2 separate regions of the Mus musculus genome follow, and region 1 is linked to region 2. A link is a loop called in an ENCODE intact Hi-C map of the cell type or tissue named here. Cell type or tissue: left cerebral cortex. All regions are shown on one strand. Each heading gives the region's core, and the rest is flanking DNA. Links, peaks and the distances in the headings are about the cores only.

Region 1 (7,919 bases), core at 1,263-5,262, 410 kb after region 2:
AATGGTATAAAATTATTTAACAATTGTATAAGAAACTGAAACTGGGGGGTTGGGGGATTAGTAGCTAAGAGCACCGGATTTTGCAGAAGACCCAAGTTTAGTTCCTAGAACCAACATGCTGGCTCATTAACCATCCACAAAACTCTGGTTTTAGAGGCTCTGAAGCCTGGGATGCCTTGATCTCCAAGGGCCCCAGGCATGCTCATGCTATATGCATACATTCAGGCAAAACACTCTTGCACATAAAATAAATCTGGAAGGGAGGGAGGGAGGGGAACTAGGGTAGGGCAAGGATGGTCGTTTAGAGGTAGAACACTTAAAGAGAATCCACAGCCAGCACAAGGTCCCAAGTTCAGTCCTGACCAGGAAAAAAATCCCAAGGGGGCAGTAATCACCAAAAGCTGACTGTAAGCCCTCCAATCTGAAGTCTTTCTCAAAAAGCCAGGGATGGACAGATACAGGTTATCTTCCATGCTCTCTAAAAATTACTACTAAAATGTTAACTAGTAACTTTCTAGAATTCATACTAGTCTCAGTCAAATTCTGTTATAAATGAAATTTCTATCAACAGAGCTGTTCTTTGAGAAAGGAGCTATGTTGTCCAGACTGGCCTCCTCCAAGGGCTGAGATCAGCAGTCCCCCTGCCTCAGCCTCCCAAGTTGTCAGAGGCATGTTCCACTGCCCCCCTTTCATAGAAAATAATTTCTAGGGAAGGGATGTAGTTCAGACCATGTAGGTAGGGTGCCAAGGCCCCGGGTGCCATCCTCATTGCCAAATACACCAAAGTGTAATATGATTTCCACCACAGAAACCAGAAATGGTTTCTAAGGTGATCTAAATGCAAACACATGTAAGAAGCCTCGGTCTCTCCACCAGTTTTCACCCCCCCCCCATCTCTTCCTTCATGAATGTAAGATGGACATTCTGGATGTCTCACCTCTCTATACACGAAAGGAAGACGTTTTTTCCAAGACCACCCCCAAAAATCAGTGTTCATTCTCTTGGGAATAATGTTACCTTCAGTGAGTGTATGATGTACTTAGACTATTTACTGAGTCAAGGTGAGATAGTCAACTGTAGAAGCAAAAGTTTTAAACTGCACCTGTTGACACCAAGTGGACAGTTTCTCTAGTAAAGCATGTAAACCAAACACAACTCACTAAGGCTAAATTAACTTTACAACGGACATGTAATTTGGCTTAGAGTGCTACTTGGTTAGCGGGTGCAAGGCCTGGGTTAAATCCCCAGCACCATCAAAACACTAAAATGAAGGACAATAACATGCTAGTAAGATTCTACCATTCTCTATTGCTCTATCTCATGTATGAATGCCTGTGTGCATGTGTATGCATGTGTGAATGTGGCTGTACCAATTTGTGCAATTACAGAACCAACCTCAAAGTTCAGCCCTTGCTTTCTACCACCCAGATTTTGCTACATTTATTTGTATGTTTGTTCATCATACAGGAGACACATACACACACACACACACACACACACACACACACACACACACACTACTTCATTGTAGGTCAGAGCACAACTTGCAGGAGTCAGTTCAGCCAAGCCATCTTCAACTGGACTCCTTGAGACAGGGTCTTTGTTGTTCACTGTTGCACACACCAGGCTAGTTAGCCTGGAAGCTTCCAGGAATTCTGCTGTCTCCAGCACCCATACTGATTCAAGAGCCCTGGAATTACAGAAGGGCCTTGATGAGACCCAGTTTATGAGAGTTCTGGCTACCCAAACTGAGATCCTCTACCAGCACCCCTGGGACATCTCCCCTGTCAATCTAATGTTTATGAAACAAGAAGAAAAATATTCTGTTTTCTTTTTAAGTCTGTGTGTGTGTTAGTGCATGCCACATTATAACACTATAGTGTATACACAAGGTTACATTGCAATACTGTAGTACGCCAACAGGTTGCAATCTTTACAGCTTATTTTTCATATAGGCTCTAAATTTTATATTTGGCTTAAAGAGATGAAAATTCAAACCCTTCAAAAATATCAAAAGAATATAGTTAGTATTAGAAAAGAAATTACAAAATTCAAAACTCTTGAAGCTTTTATGTGTGTTTTTTTTTTAATTACTACAAACTTTTAACACACCTTGAAATTCTAAAACTGAGCTCAATAACTATCTGGCTTATAGGTTTAAGAATAGCACTATTTTACATTAACTTCATAGAGGTAAAATGTTTACAAAACAGTTATACATCTTGATAAATACTGTGTTCTAAACATTATTTCAAAATGAACAAATTTTGGGGGACAGTGTGAAAACAACAAAGTCAGTTTCATCTTTTAAACTTCCTAAGTCTTGCCACACAGCCTGCCATCTCAGTCTTGGGGAGGCAGAGAGGAGAGGATCACCAGTTCAAGAAGACTTCAGATTCAAGAACTGCCAGGAAATTTGAGGCATGCCAAATACCATCTTTTCTCTAAACAAACCCACCTAATCACTACATACTATTCAAGTGTTACTGCAGTAGAGCTCTTAGGACTTTAGAAATGTATCTTTAAAGAAGATGTTACTAAAAGCTATTAAACCTTAGAAAAATCAGATGACAAAAAAAAAAAAAAAAAAAACCACACTAGAAAAAGACAGGGAGAAAACTAAAACACAACCAAACAAAACAACAACATTCAGGAGTACAGTACACACAAGAAGGCTGTTCTGAAAAGGTTTCCTTTCAGCCTCTTTTTCTTCCAAAGCCTCAGTGGAGGGCAACTGACTGGACAAGACTTAACTATAACACAAAACAATAGGAGGATACCTCAAGAAGCCATTCCAAAGCTGTCAGTAAGCCTAACATTAGGGAGACAGAGACAAGAGGACCCAGAGAGAGGTCAAGGAAACCAGCCTGGCCTTCATCAGACCCTATCTAAAACACAAGAAACAAACAAGCAATCCTATCAGGCAATGGTGGCACACCCCCTTTAGTCCCAGCACTCTGTAGGCAGAGGGAGAAGGACCTCTGTGAGTTCAAGGCCAGCCTCATCAACAGAGTTCCAGAACAGCCAGGACTACGTAGATAAACCCTGAGACTCAAAAATAAATAAGTAAATGAATGGATAAATAAGTAAATAATAAAAAGCTAAAATTCTAGGGCTTCGCAAAGACAAAGGGGGAAAGTACAGTAAAGTGTTAGCAATAAGTGCCACAAAAGTACACCCCCCCAAGCACGTGAAGTGACCATTTTCCACATTTGTGAGAATTCTGAAACTCTTGCATAGTATGTAAAGAGAAGGACGACAAAGCCTCACTTCTACTCAACAGGCCATTTTCTTTCTCCCTGTTTCTGTAGGTGTCTGTACATATGTGATCGTGTAGAGGTCGGCAGTCAACTTCAGTGTTGCCCTCAGATGCCAACCATCTTGGCTTTCAGGCGAGTCTCACACTGGTCTGGAGCTTGCTGAATGGCTAGGATGGCTGGTCCAGGAGCTTCACTCTGCATCAACCTGTGACATCACTCCCAGCTTTTCCAGAGAGAGCTGGGAAGCAAGGCCTCGTGTTTGTGTGGTAAGCACTTTAACAATCTTACCCAGCCACCAAACACTAGATTAAATTGGTCATTTAAAGTAGTCAAACTGAGGCTGGAGAGACAGCTCAGTGGTTAAGAGCACTGGCTGTTCTTCCAGAAGACCCAGGTTCAATTTTAAGTACCCACATGGAAGCTTCCAACCACCTATAACTCTAGTTTCAGGGACCTAATGCCCTCTTCTGGCCTCCTTGGATACACAAACTAGATGTACATACATACAAATATGGGGGCAAAGCATTCATACACAGAAAATAAAAATAAATAAACCTTTAAATAGGCAAGTAAATGAGATGATCAGATCTCACCTTAAGTATTTAGACCTACCACCAATAAAATAATTCAAGTTATTTAAGGGGGTCATTGTTACAGTTAGTGGTACAATATGTGTGAGACCCTTCAGTTTAGTCTTCTTAAAAAAATATTTTAATATAACTTTTTGGTTATTTATGGTCATTCTCAAGTATCCTGAAACTACTCAAGGCTTCAATGGAAAAAAACACAAATAAATAATGAAGAGAAAATATTTACTATTTGTCCTGCTCTGCCCCCAACCATCCACAGAAATCTTGCCAATTACTTAATTGGAATTCATGAGTGAACCTATCTGACATTCTAGCAGTGGCCTCTAAATATCACTCACTGACACTTCACCCAGATTAAGTACCCAGAACCTATGAATGAGCCTAGGCTTGGGCTTTTTTGTTTTTCGGTTGCTGTTGTTGTGTGTGTGTGTGTGTGTGTGTGTGTGTGTGTGTGTTTTGTTTGTTTGTTTGTTTGTTACGATTTACTTATGTATACAAATAAATACACTCCAGATACACCAGAAGAGGACATCGGATCCCATTACAGACGGTTGTGAGCCACCATGTGGTTGCTAGGAATTGAACCCTCTGGAAGAGCAGTCAGTGCTCTGAACTCCTGAGCCATCTCTCCAGCCCTTGGATGTTTTAAGAAAAGAAAAAACCTGAAAAGCTACCTCGAACCTAAAAAAATAAATAAAATAAAACAAAACTATAGTCAGGACTGAATGAGGACATGACTGTTCCTAGGTTTGAAGTAGGAAGGTTTAGTGTAGAGGGGATAAACAGGCATCTGGAAAGGTCCACTCTGAACCTGGCATGTGAGGGGGATAGGAGGCTGGAGAGAAGAAACAAGAGCCAAGAGGCTGGAGTAAGCCAGGAGACAAAGAGAGCAAGAGGCCAAGAGACCACATAGCCAAAAGGCAGGGTTATAGAGAGCAGAGCAGCTGAGGGAAGGGAGTGAAGCTCAGGGGCTGCAGAGGTTGAGGGTAGGAGGGCTGGATGAAAGTGCTAAGAAGAGTCAGGACTCTTAACAGGTATAGGCGATGCTGAGACAGGTAGCCAGTGTCTGCTCTGATAGGCACCTTGGCTAGCAGCTATACTTCCTGAGTTTGAGACCTAACAAAGACTTTAAACAAAACTCCATGTAAATAATCTGAAGCCAATGGCTTCTCATGTAGCCCAGGCTGGCCTCTGACTTTCTATGTAGGTGAAGGTGACCCTGAACTTCTGATAGGCTTGCCTCCCAAGTGGAAGTATAGGCATGATGGGCTTCCAAGCCCAGTCTGTGCAGAGGAAGGAATCAAATTCAGAACTTCATCCAAAGCACTCTATCAACCGAGCTGTATATTCCCAATCCCTAGAACCTAAGTTAATAACAAATTGAACAAAGCTTAAGTGGCTACGGAAACAGAGCCAGGAAACCAAGACTTTGTCTTTTAAAAAAAAAAAAAAAAAAAAAAGACAAGGGGACCATCCCCCAAATAGACTGGGTGATAGGTTTATAGGACTAGTCACTACTGTGTACACACTTGATGAAAGAAAAAATATGTACCTACATTTTTTTAAAAACAAGTGCCCACCCCCACATGCTACAAATTAGTGCCTGGCTGAACCTTGGCCATGACTTATGAAGTATACTTATACAAAACAACCACAACAGATGGTCTCAGTTACCTGCCATCAAAGAACTTCCATTGTTTAAAAAACAAAACAAAACAAAACTAGTTGAATGTTGTAGTAGCATTAAATTCAAAAAATTCTTCAGATTATCTTCACGGGAACCAATCACAGAAAAATAACTGGTAACAGCTTTATATTAAAAATTCAGAGTAAGGCTTCTAAAGTAAAAGGTATTTTTCCACCATTGTTTCTCAATGTGACAATACCAAAAATAATTTTTTTTGTTCCGTTGTAGCTTTACCGAGTTCTAGCATACAGAACCAAAATGCTGACCCAGGAATGTAACCTTCATTTTGTTTTTCTTGTACTTCCTAGAAATGTCTCATAATCTGTTTTGTTCCAAAGTAGGGAAGGAGGGAAGGAAAGATAAATGTGTATTACAAGAAGCCTGCTTTCAAAATCTAATTACTTCCTAAGTGAATGCTCTCTAAAATCGCATTGCCACACACTAACATCTAGCTTTTCACTCCACAACTAAAAATGAAACACACACCACCGCATTCCTCATAATAACTGTAATTAAACAGGTACTGTGCCCCTTTCACAGCCTGAGGGCCATTAAGTGTCTTCAAGCTGAATGGTATTAAGGCATCAAGAAGCACTTCCCTGGGTAGTATCTAATATCCGGGAACCACAAACAGTCCCTGGAAAAACTCAGCTCTCTACCGCTGCTAAGTCTGAGGAACTAAAAAACTGTTTTATAGGATGAACTGAGTTTTGTTCTGGTTTGTTTCTTGTCCTCCTTCCTGAATTCTGAAAACGTATTTAAAAACAAGATCCAATACCTTTCTGTCTGACTCTCAAAATGTGTTGTCTAGAGTTTCCACACTGAAACGAAACAAACTTCCGGGCCACCTCATCATACATGATTTATGAAACATCCAATCCTGCAAGTCTGCCCTTAAAAATAATCATCTTTAGAGATGGATGGGTATTAATAAAATCAATCAAACATTAACTACAGAATCCAGACATTTAAAAGACGGACACTTGCACTTTTTCAACTTATATGTGTGAAATTCCTAAATATCTGGGGTGACCTTTCCAAACGTCAGAACACAACTTAAGCCTACCTAAATCTTTGCAGTCTTTCATCAAAGCGCAAACTTGGTATTCCTCCCAGCTCTTCACAAGCCCTCCCTTAAAATGGCAAAACGGAAAGGACGACAGCAGATCTAACCGCAAAACTAACTCATCGCTCGCTCAAACCAAGTTCATCCAAAAAGTAACTTCCTAGGTTTTATATCAACTTAGTATTGACTTTTTAAAACAATACCCAGTAAAAACAACTTTGCTAATTTCTTAACCGCGCGCCGCAACTCAAGTTTTACATAAGAAAGAGGGCCGACAGCAAGTAGATCCGCGAACCTCTCCCGGGTCTTAAAACCTGCAAAAACTCAATACTTGGGAGCCGCGGTAGCCCCGAGTCTTTAGATCTCAACAGTCTTGGGTTGGAGTTGCCATTATTTGCGGCAGACGGCGAAGAAGAAGAAACGCAAAGATCGCCAAGACTTCGGAACTAAGAGTGCTTGTGAGCAGAGGACGGGAAAACCCAAGCGAGCACTTGGTACCGGGAGGATCGGGAGCACTCGGAGCGCAGCCGGAGAGGGCTGACTCCCACACTCCTTGGGACGAGAGGGCGCTCAGGGGCGCGGGGCTCCGGAAGCAGGGACAGGTGAGGCCTCGGCCAGCGCCCACCCGGGCCCCACCTGGAGCCACCCGGGTCCCGCTGCCACCCCGGCTGCCACCCCGGCCGGGGCCGCGGCGCCCGCACCTCTCGGTCCTTGAGGCCCAGCAGGAGCACCTCCTCCATCAGGGTCAGCCGCGTTTCCTTGGAGTCGCCCTTGTCGTCGTCGTCCTGCTCGTCGCGGCGGCTCTGCGCCTCGTCCTCGCCGCTGCCGCCGCCGCCTCCCGCCGCCCGCTCCTTGTCGGCAGCGTTCCGGGAGGCCTCGGTGCGCCGCTGCACCAGGCCCGAGCTCCGCTGGGTCAGCGAGGTCATGGCTCCCGCACAAGAGCCGCGCCGGACCGACAGGGACGCGGGACCGGCCGGCTCTCCCTCACGGCCCCGGCCCCGGGAGCTTCCGTGTTAATTCTTGGAGCTGGGGCGATGTCCGTGGGCTGCGGGGCCGAAGGCGGTCATGAGGAGCCGGAGCTGGGCGAAGCCGGCGGGCCGGGCGTCGATGGGGTACACAAGGGAGCCTTCAGCCCGCGGCTGTGGCCCCCCACACAGCCCAGGAGCCCGAGCGGAGGCGGCGGCGGCGGTGGCGCTTCCCAATATGGCGGCGCGCGCTGACGTCACCGGAGGATGTGGCAGCGCCGGCGCGGGGCGGGGCCGGGGTGCCGGAAGCGGCGCGAGCGGGGGGCGTGGCTAGCCGCCTCCCACTTCGGC
Region 2 (7,919 bases), core at 1,623-5,622:
AGCCTGGGCTGCTTCTTGTCTGGTGGCTCCTCAGCTGCCGAGTTTCTCCAGGCCTCCCATCGTGGCTCGCCCACGTGCCAGCCACTGGGCTTTGAGTTAAGAATGAAAGATACAAGATCCCATTCCACCCCCACCTTGGCATGGCCAACTTACTCAAACCCAGAGCATGATGGTCTGGGGGGGGGGGCGGGCAGAGCGGGGGTGAGGAGCTTAAGGACAGAAGTTTCCCATCTCAGAGGAATCCTTAAACATAGTCTGTTTTGATCCAGCAGTTACTTGTCTTTTTAAGCCCTTTCTTGGCCCGGGGATGGCACATTGCATTACCTAAGTAAATGGGAAACCAGATTCTGGTTTGAGGGTAAAATGACTCCACAGAGCCCGAGAGAAGAGAGGGAACCCACAAGCAGTTGATTAAAGCTCCTTTTCCTCCCTGGAAATGAGCTTGGACGAGCAGAGGAGGAGGAGCAATGGAAAGTATTGAAGCATCCGGTGTCTCTTGCGGAAATAGGTGGAGAAGCAAACTGGCGGGTGGATTCTGCTTCCTAAGAAAGCTTGGAGACGGACCGAATGTCAGTGCAGTCTGAGGACTGCTCCTAAAGGACATGCCATTAGCCTGTCACCAATACGTGATGGCTGAGACAATAGGTTTCTTTCTCTGTTCATCATTATTACCTGCTGTCTTAGAGTCGCTATTGCTGTGACAGAACACCATGACCAAAGCAACTTGGGGAGGACAGGGTTTATTTGGCTTTATCATCGAAGGAAGTCAGGACAGGAACTCAAACATGGCAGGAACCTGGAGGCAGGAGTTGATGCAGAGGCCATGGAGGGATGTTGCTTACTGGCTTGCTTCCCTTGGCTTACTCAACCTGTTTCTTATAGAACTCAGGACCAGGAACTCAGGGATGGCACCACCTAAAGTGAACTAGGCCCTCCCCCATTAATCTGATCTTATGGAGGCATTTTCTCAACTGGAGCTCCCTTCTTTCAGATAACTCTAACTTGTGTCAAGTTGACGTGAAACTAGCCAGCACACCAGAGTCTTTAGTTTTTCTGCACCCTACTTCCTCTTTCACACCACGCACATTTTGAACAATAAATTAAAGTGGCAACCTAGATAGACATACTAATCTGTGACTCAATATTTGACAAGAGGGCAGAGAGGATTTACATTTTGATCTTCAAACACCGGCACTGAAATGACTTCACTTGCCAGTTTTCAAATTGACAAGACTGCAAGGGCAAAACAAAATCTCCATGCATTTGATTGGACCTCATATGAGTTGAACTACTGTTGACGGAGGAACAAGAACTCTTGAAAACGTTCCTGAAAGATAGCAGATGAAAACTGATTGGAACCAGAAGCATTTTAATCAGGTCAGCAGGGCAGTGCCTGGATGAGGCAGATAACAAAAGCACCCAACTGTATATATTATGTGTAGCATGACTCACACATATATTTAATAATTCGCCCACCTTTATGCATGTGCCTCTCTCCTCTCTCTCTCTCTCTCTCTCTCTCTCTCTCTCTCTCTCTCTCTCTCTCTGTGTGTGTGTGTGTGTGTGTGTGTGTGTGTGTATGTGACATTGCAAACCTGTGGAGGCCAGTAGACAACCTGAAGTGTTAGTTTCCACCTTCCACCTTGTCTACAAGCTCTCTTTGTTGTTACTGTTTACTGTTCCTACACTAGGAAGGGGTCCAAGCTTCTTAGGATTCCCCTAGACCGTGCTTCTAATCTCACTGAAGGCACGCTTGGATTAATAATGCACTACCACGCCTGGCTTTAGTTGGGGTCCGGAGATTCAAACCCAGATCCTTACGATTGCATGGCAAGTGAGTCGTCTCCCCAACACACTAGTAGTAGCTCGCTTTGCTTTTGTTCGTGTTTTAGAGAGGCTGGCTATTTGACTGGACACCATGATGCACTGAACTTTAGAAACATCCTAAGATCTGTTTTTTGCTTCCACGTACTCCCAGCTCCTCAACTTAGCACACCTGGGAAGGGCTCTGTTGTCATGAATGAAGTGCTACTTTTGTAGCAGATGAGGAGGAAGAGGGCACCTGATGCTTGTGTTGTGAGGGATCTCAGTAGAGCCTGGAAAGGGAGAGTGTCCTTCTGACAAAAGAAACACTCTTCTTGTTGGAGCACAGAGCGGGCTGGAAGGACTGGAACCGGCTGAGTGAGAGGGAGCAATGAGAACCTTTGGAGTGGTGACCATTTGCATATTCAGTTGCGAGCTGGATGCATAGCAGCGCTGTGCCAGGTGGGGAGTACAGAGGCTTAAAAGACACAGGTGGCCTCTTCATGGCTCCTGAGATTGGGAGGGGGTGGTGGCAGCTGAGCCTGGGATCGCTGAACAAACAGATAGCACTGCATAATTGTGGGAGGATTTTTAGTGGCATCCTAATAACACCTTTCTAGGCAATGGTGCCTATTTCATTGAACACCTCCTAAGCGCTACACAGAACAATCCACTGCTCCGTTCTGCATGGTAAGGGTTTTCTCTATAGACAGGAGGAGAAGCTTTCAGGCGGTGAAGACTGCCGTTTATAATACCCAGGCCTGGATTTGTATAGACATTGATCTCTGTGGATTGGGAATTATAAACGCCAAGGAAAAGCTGAATCCAAGAACCCCAACACTTGCTGAAAATACTATCTAGAAACGCCTTGGGTCTACTCTGGTCTCTGGTGCTGAGGGACACTCCATGAGGGCTGCAGGTGACGTAGCTGCTCTTCCAAGAGAGCAGCTCTTAATGCTTTGCTGGGCAAATCTAGAGCCTAGCCATGCTCCAACGTATCCTCACCTCCCTCAAAGCAAAAGATTTCCAATTACTGTTCTGCAGAAAATGTCAAAAGCATTATTCACCAACTCATGATCCCGAGGTTTGTAATTTTTCCTATGTTTTTACCCTTATCTGCCAGCACTTGAAAAAGACCAGCTTTTTCCTCTCAAGAGAGCTTAATTTGCAGAGCCGTGCGGTCTCCCTATTATGTTCTTATCGTCCTCTCCCTGTGGTAGGCAGAATGACAAGGATGACAAAAAAAAAAAAAAAAAAAAAAAGGGAACCAAAAATATTTGAAGACTTCCTGAAAATCTGTGGGATGAAGCATCCAAAAAGCTAGAGGCTCCCGTTTTCCCAGTGACCTGGAATAAAACGAAGGGCAGTTGGCCTTAGCTCTTGAGGTTCACTCAGAAGGAGGTTCACAACGTCCAAATCCTCCATCCTGGGGCCCATGGAATTTCCTCTAGCGGCTTAATTGAAGGATTAACAGCTCTGAGGTTCTTAAGACGCAAAGAGGTTCTCTCTCCCGAGGAATGCTCATACCAAGACTATATTAAGTATCCTAAGGACCAGAGGCCAGTGGATGGATGGTTGGCTTTTCTCCGGTCTCCCTGGGCCTCCCCACCCAATCTCTGATAAGGCAATTGACATTTTTCTCCGCTATGTGCTATGTTAAGTGCTATGCAAAAGGAAATTAAACCTCCTAGCTCTAGTTCTTCCACCTAGATGGCGCCCCAAGCCCTGCCTACATGGCGTTTCTGAGCCGCAGTCTCCCTGGATCGGTTCCTCCCAGGATCCCCAGGAAGCCGGCGCACTAGGACTGCTGTTTCCCTGGGAGAGCGGTCCTCCCCGCTCAGGGGCTTGCTCGGGGGAATCCCCGCCCACCTTGTCATTCCTGCAGGGGAATCCCCGCCCCCTGGGCCTGTCACTCCGGGAAGGTAGTTCCCGCCCCTCGGATCCAGCAGAGGGAAGGAATCCCCGCCCATTCTGGAGGCTCGGAGCATCCCTGCGCTGCGCAGCGAGAAGCTCACTCCCAGCGCCAGTGCGTACTAGCGGCGGGCAGTGGGACGCGGCGGGGCGGCTGCGGCGGGCGCCCTCCAAGCGCCCCACCGATCGCAAGACGCTCGGGATCGCGCCTCCGGCGGCAACCAGCAAACCCCTGCGGCGCGGCTTCTCCCGGCAGGCGCGGCAACAGCACCGGTGGTGGTGGTGGCAGGGGCGGCGGTAGCTGCGCCGGCACCGCCGGGCGGCGCCTGAGTCTGGACGCTCCAGGAGCGGCTCGAGCCTCCGCCGATCCGCGAACAGGTGAAGAGACCTGGCGCCGCAGCCGCGACGGGGGTGGGGCTTCGGGTGGGCTAGCGGGGTAGCTGAGCTCGATAACCCCAAGACGGTGTGCGCTGGAGAAAGTTCAGTGACAATCGGGTGTGGGGATCCCAGTTCAAGCAAAGAGGCGAGTGAGGGCACCCAAGTGGGTCCCCGCGTTAGGTGGCGCAAACTCCTCTTCCTTCTAGTGGGAGGTAAGAGGGGCACAGTGGAGGAGAGAGGTTGGGCGGAGCGAGATGGAGACAGCGGGATAACCGGAGGCGCCTTGCCTGGGACGCCTAAATCGGGCCAAGAATCCTTATCCCAGTGTGTTGGTTTGTCTCTCTACCTTAGCCAGTTACTGTTTTAAGGACCATCCTCCCGCGCTTCATCTCTCGCTAACCCCCCTGCCCACTAAGTGGCGCGAGAAAGAGTCCGCATGAAGAGCAAGGGCATCTTTGGGGGTTTAATGTCATCTGCCAGGGAGATAAGGGATGTTCCAGTAGGAAAGTATTTCTTCCTGAAGTCCCCCCCCCCAAAAAAAAAACCACCTGCCCGCCTTTCCCAATGAAGCACAAGACTGAATTGTGGTGGGGGGAGCATCTAGGACCCTGGACAGAAGTTTACCAGCGGCCCTTCAGCAGCCCTGCTCTCTGCATAGCTCTTGATAAGGGACCCTGGAGTCACACCAGGTCTGGCATGTGCTGGTGGCAAACACTGGAAAGTCGGACACTGGGGCATTCCAGAGTCCAGGCATATACTGGAGATTTGGGCATTGTGGAGGCCTGAGCTGGGGCTTGCCTCTTCCATGGGTTTTGCTTGACAAGTCACAATGAAGCTCCTGAAGGTTAAGTGGTTGTGGAGTGACCAAAGAAAGTGAGTTTCTCTTGCAGACACACCCCTGAATCTTCACAGCACTTCTCTTGGGGGGGGGGGGGGGGAGGAACCTCCCACATTCATCTCTGCTCCAGGCTTGGGCGATAGGGTCTCGACTGTTTCTACTGGGTCAGCTTTTTCTGGCCCGTGCCTTCTGGGTGGGAGCCAGGTAGGTACACGCTGGCAGGTGTGGTGTGGGAGGACTGCTTGTGAGGGCGGAATAAAATCTCTCAGAGCACACCCCTGGCTGTGGGTGGTTGTTCTAGCTCCATGAATTTCTTCTTCTATTTGGATGAGCCAGGAACTGCTGCTACTATAAAAGCTACACCGTGGTGTGAGCTTGTGTGGTGTGTTACCGGGTAGGAGTAGCAGGGCTGGTAGGTGTTGGGAAAAAAATCAGAACCATGTGAGGTATATAAATGCATCCCCTTGGCATAGTTAATAACCGCCTAGAAAAAGAAAAAGGATATTGAATGGCGCTTTACATCTATCATTGAAATTGATTTTGGATGCACTTACGGCAGTTTACTATTTAAGGAAACGTATGATAATTCCTCTATTCATTTCAATCATTTGGAGCACCTGTGGTTTGCTGGGTCTAGGGCTTCCAAGGGAAGTGCACAGAGTAAAGAGACTCTGTCCCTGCTGGCAAGCGTTTCAGTGTAGCAGGAGAGATGTCTCTTTATAGCGATGATACAAGCTAGAGCCCTCTGGCTTTAGAGTAAATTCTCTATGCTTAGTGGGTGAAGGAATGAAGGTATGATTAAATTGCTAAATTTAAGTAAGTTCCAAATAAAACATCTTAGGGGTATGGAGGAGAACAAAGCCCCCTTTTCACTGTGGGGATTGTGGAGCTTTGCGGGGGTCCACCTAGAGGAGGAAGTGTATGCAGAAAGGTTGATCCTGTCTTTGGATTCTTTCATGGCACCAGAGACTGAGCTTTGACCCACATGAATCTGGTTTTCCAGACAGTTGGGAAATAGTTGGGATTTTTGAACAAGGGTCTATCACAATCAGGTATTTGCTTCCGGGAAATTCTTGTGGAAAGAACTGAGACAGGGAGAGGAGAGACGTCGAGTCTAATGAGGAGATTCTTGCAGCGCGATGGTCGAGGAGGCAGTGAAGGTCTAAGCTAGTGGATGGCAGCTTGTGAGGAAGACAGAAAAGAGTCATCAACTGTGGGGCAGGGGTGGGATTCAGAGAGCAGAGACAAAGCCCACCTGCAGGCTCTGAGCACAAGTAGTTGAGCCAAGTTAGGGAGTTTGGGGTTTTAACATCTGACAAAGCAGCAATCTGGAGAAGTCCTTTCAGACTCTCTCTCTCTCTCTCTCTCTCTCTCTCTCTCTGTGTGTGTGTGTACATGTTGGTGAGTGTGAGTGAGTATGTGACGTGCCTCAGGTGTAGCAGTGAGAGGAGCATTCTGTGGAGTCAGTTTTCTCCTTTCATCACAGGTTCCAGGGGCTAAACTCAGGTGGACGGGCTTGCATAGCGAGAACCCTTACCAACTGAGCCACTGAGCCCAGCCTTCCTTTTCTCACTACTACTTGTAAAACTTGTCAAGGCTCTGGGGATGTATGGGGTAAGCTTCAAACTGCTGAGATTTCTCTCTTGCCACATTATTCAGCACACATACACGAGAGAGAGAGAGAGAGAGAGAGAGAGAGAGAGAGAGAGAGAGAGGCACACATAGAGAGATACACATAGACACACAAAGAACATACACACAGAGAGAGATACAGAGAGGGTCACATACACACACAAAGACACATACGCACACAAATGAAAGACATGCACAGAGACAGAGATAAAGAGAAACACACACACATAGACACACAAAGAACATACCGCACAGAAAGACACACACACACACAAAAGACACGCATACACACAAAGACACACACACAATGACACACACACACACATGAGTCAAGGAACAGTCTTTCCTTAGCTGCTATGGTATCTGCCTTTCAAAGCTGTTTTCCCTGAGTCCTGAAATATCCTTTCTTCTTTGATGATCCTGACAAACCTCTTCTTCATCAAGATCCATCTAGAGGGCCTCCTTTGTGACTCTGCCACCATCCCCTGGAAGACCCTCATAGTGTCATGATGCTTCCTTCTCTGACTGCTCTCTGCAGAGTCTGCTCATCAGGCTGCCCTGGATGTACCTCCAGGACCTCCCACAATAGACCTGGAACAGTGGCCTCAGGCTAGACAATAAAAGAATCCAGAAGAACTGCCCCAGGCTGAATGCACTCTGGGGTCTCTAAACCCTGAGTAGGAGCTCCAAGTGGGCCAGCAAAGGAATAACATAGATGCTCCTTTGACCTAGAGATCACATGAGCCTGGGTGAGTCATACCTTGGTGGAGGGGGCATCCCCATCTAAAGGTGGCCCAGGTCTGGGTACACCAATCATAAGGGAAAAATTTATCTCAAAGAAGAGGAGTCCACGAAAGATCACAGCCAAACCCAAGAGGAGGCTGAGTCTCTTAGAGCCTTTTTTTTCTGGCGTTAGCAGGGTCCACAGAGTGCCCAGTAGGACGCTGAGCACAGCTTGTTCCTGATGTAGGAAAAGCCTATGTCTGGGAAGCTGGAGCCCAAAGAAATGAAAAGGAAAGGCCACCAACAGAGACCAAGATAGCAGTCTAAAGCAGCGGTTCTCAACCCGTGAGTTGCAAACCCTGTGGGGGCTAAACAACCTTTCTACAAGGGTTGCCTAGGACCATCAGACAACACAGACATCTACAGTAAATTCATTAATAGTAGCAAAATTACAGTTCTGAAGTAACAACAAAAATAATTTTATAGTTGGAGGAGGGGGGGGTCACCACAACATGAGAAACTGTATTAAAGAGTTGTAGAGTTAGGAAGATTGAGAGCCACTGATCTACAGGATGGCCTCTGAGCCAGCTTGCAAAAGAAGAGCATGGTTGGAAGATAGTGAAAACGGGCCCAG

The links. Hi-C counts contacts between places; a loop is a spot of excess contacts. Peaks named below come from ENCODE experiments on the same cell type or tissue, not always from the same donor. Only the 100,000 strongest peaks of a DNase experiment are listed, where the experiment ranks them.
Region 1: it touches region 2 in a loop (2.9-fold over the local background); 1 of 42 quality-filtered maps calls a loop at or near these places.

What each region holds. Positions count from the first base shown.
Region 1 is chr15:12,321,342-12,329,260 of GRCm38, reverse strand. It overlaps Golph3 (golgi phosphoprotein 3), which reads right to left and starts at 7,765. Exons shown (of 4, transcript NM_025673.2): 1 at 7,305-7,765. The coding sequence starts at 7,529. In left cerebral cortex, for the core only: CTCF peaks have their summits at 1,915 and 3,711 (motif pointing left); no DNase peak of the experiment used is centred there.
Region 2 is chr15:12,735,790-12,743,708 of GRCm38, reverse strand. Pdzd2 (PDZ domain containing 2) reads left to right here and starts at 3,817. Exons shown (of 26, transcript NM_001081064.2): 1 at 3,817-4,092. In left cerebral cortex, for the core only: a CTCF peak has its summit at 3,538; DNase peaks (open chromatin) are centred at 2,242, 3,660, 4,317 and 5,243; H3K4me3 peaks cover 2,554 bases; H3K27ac peaks cover 1,273 bases.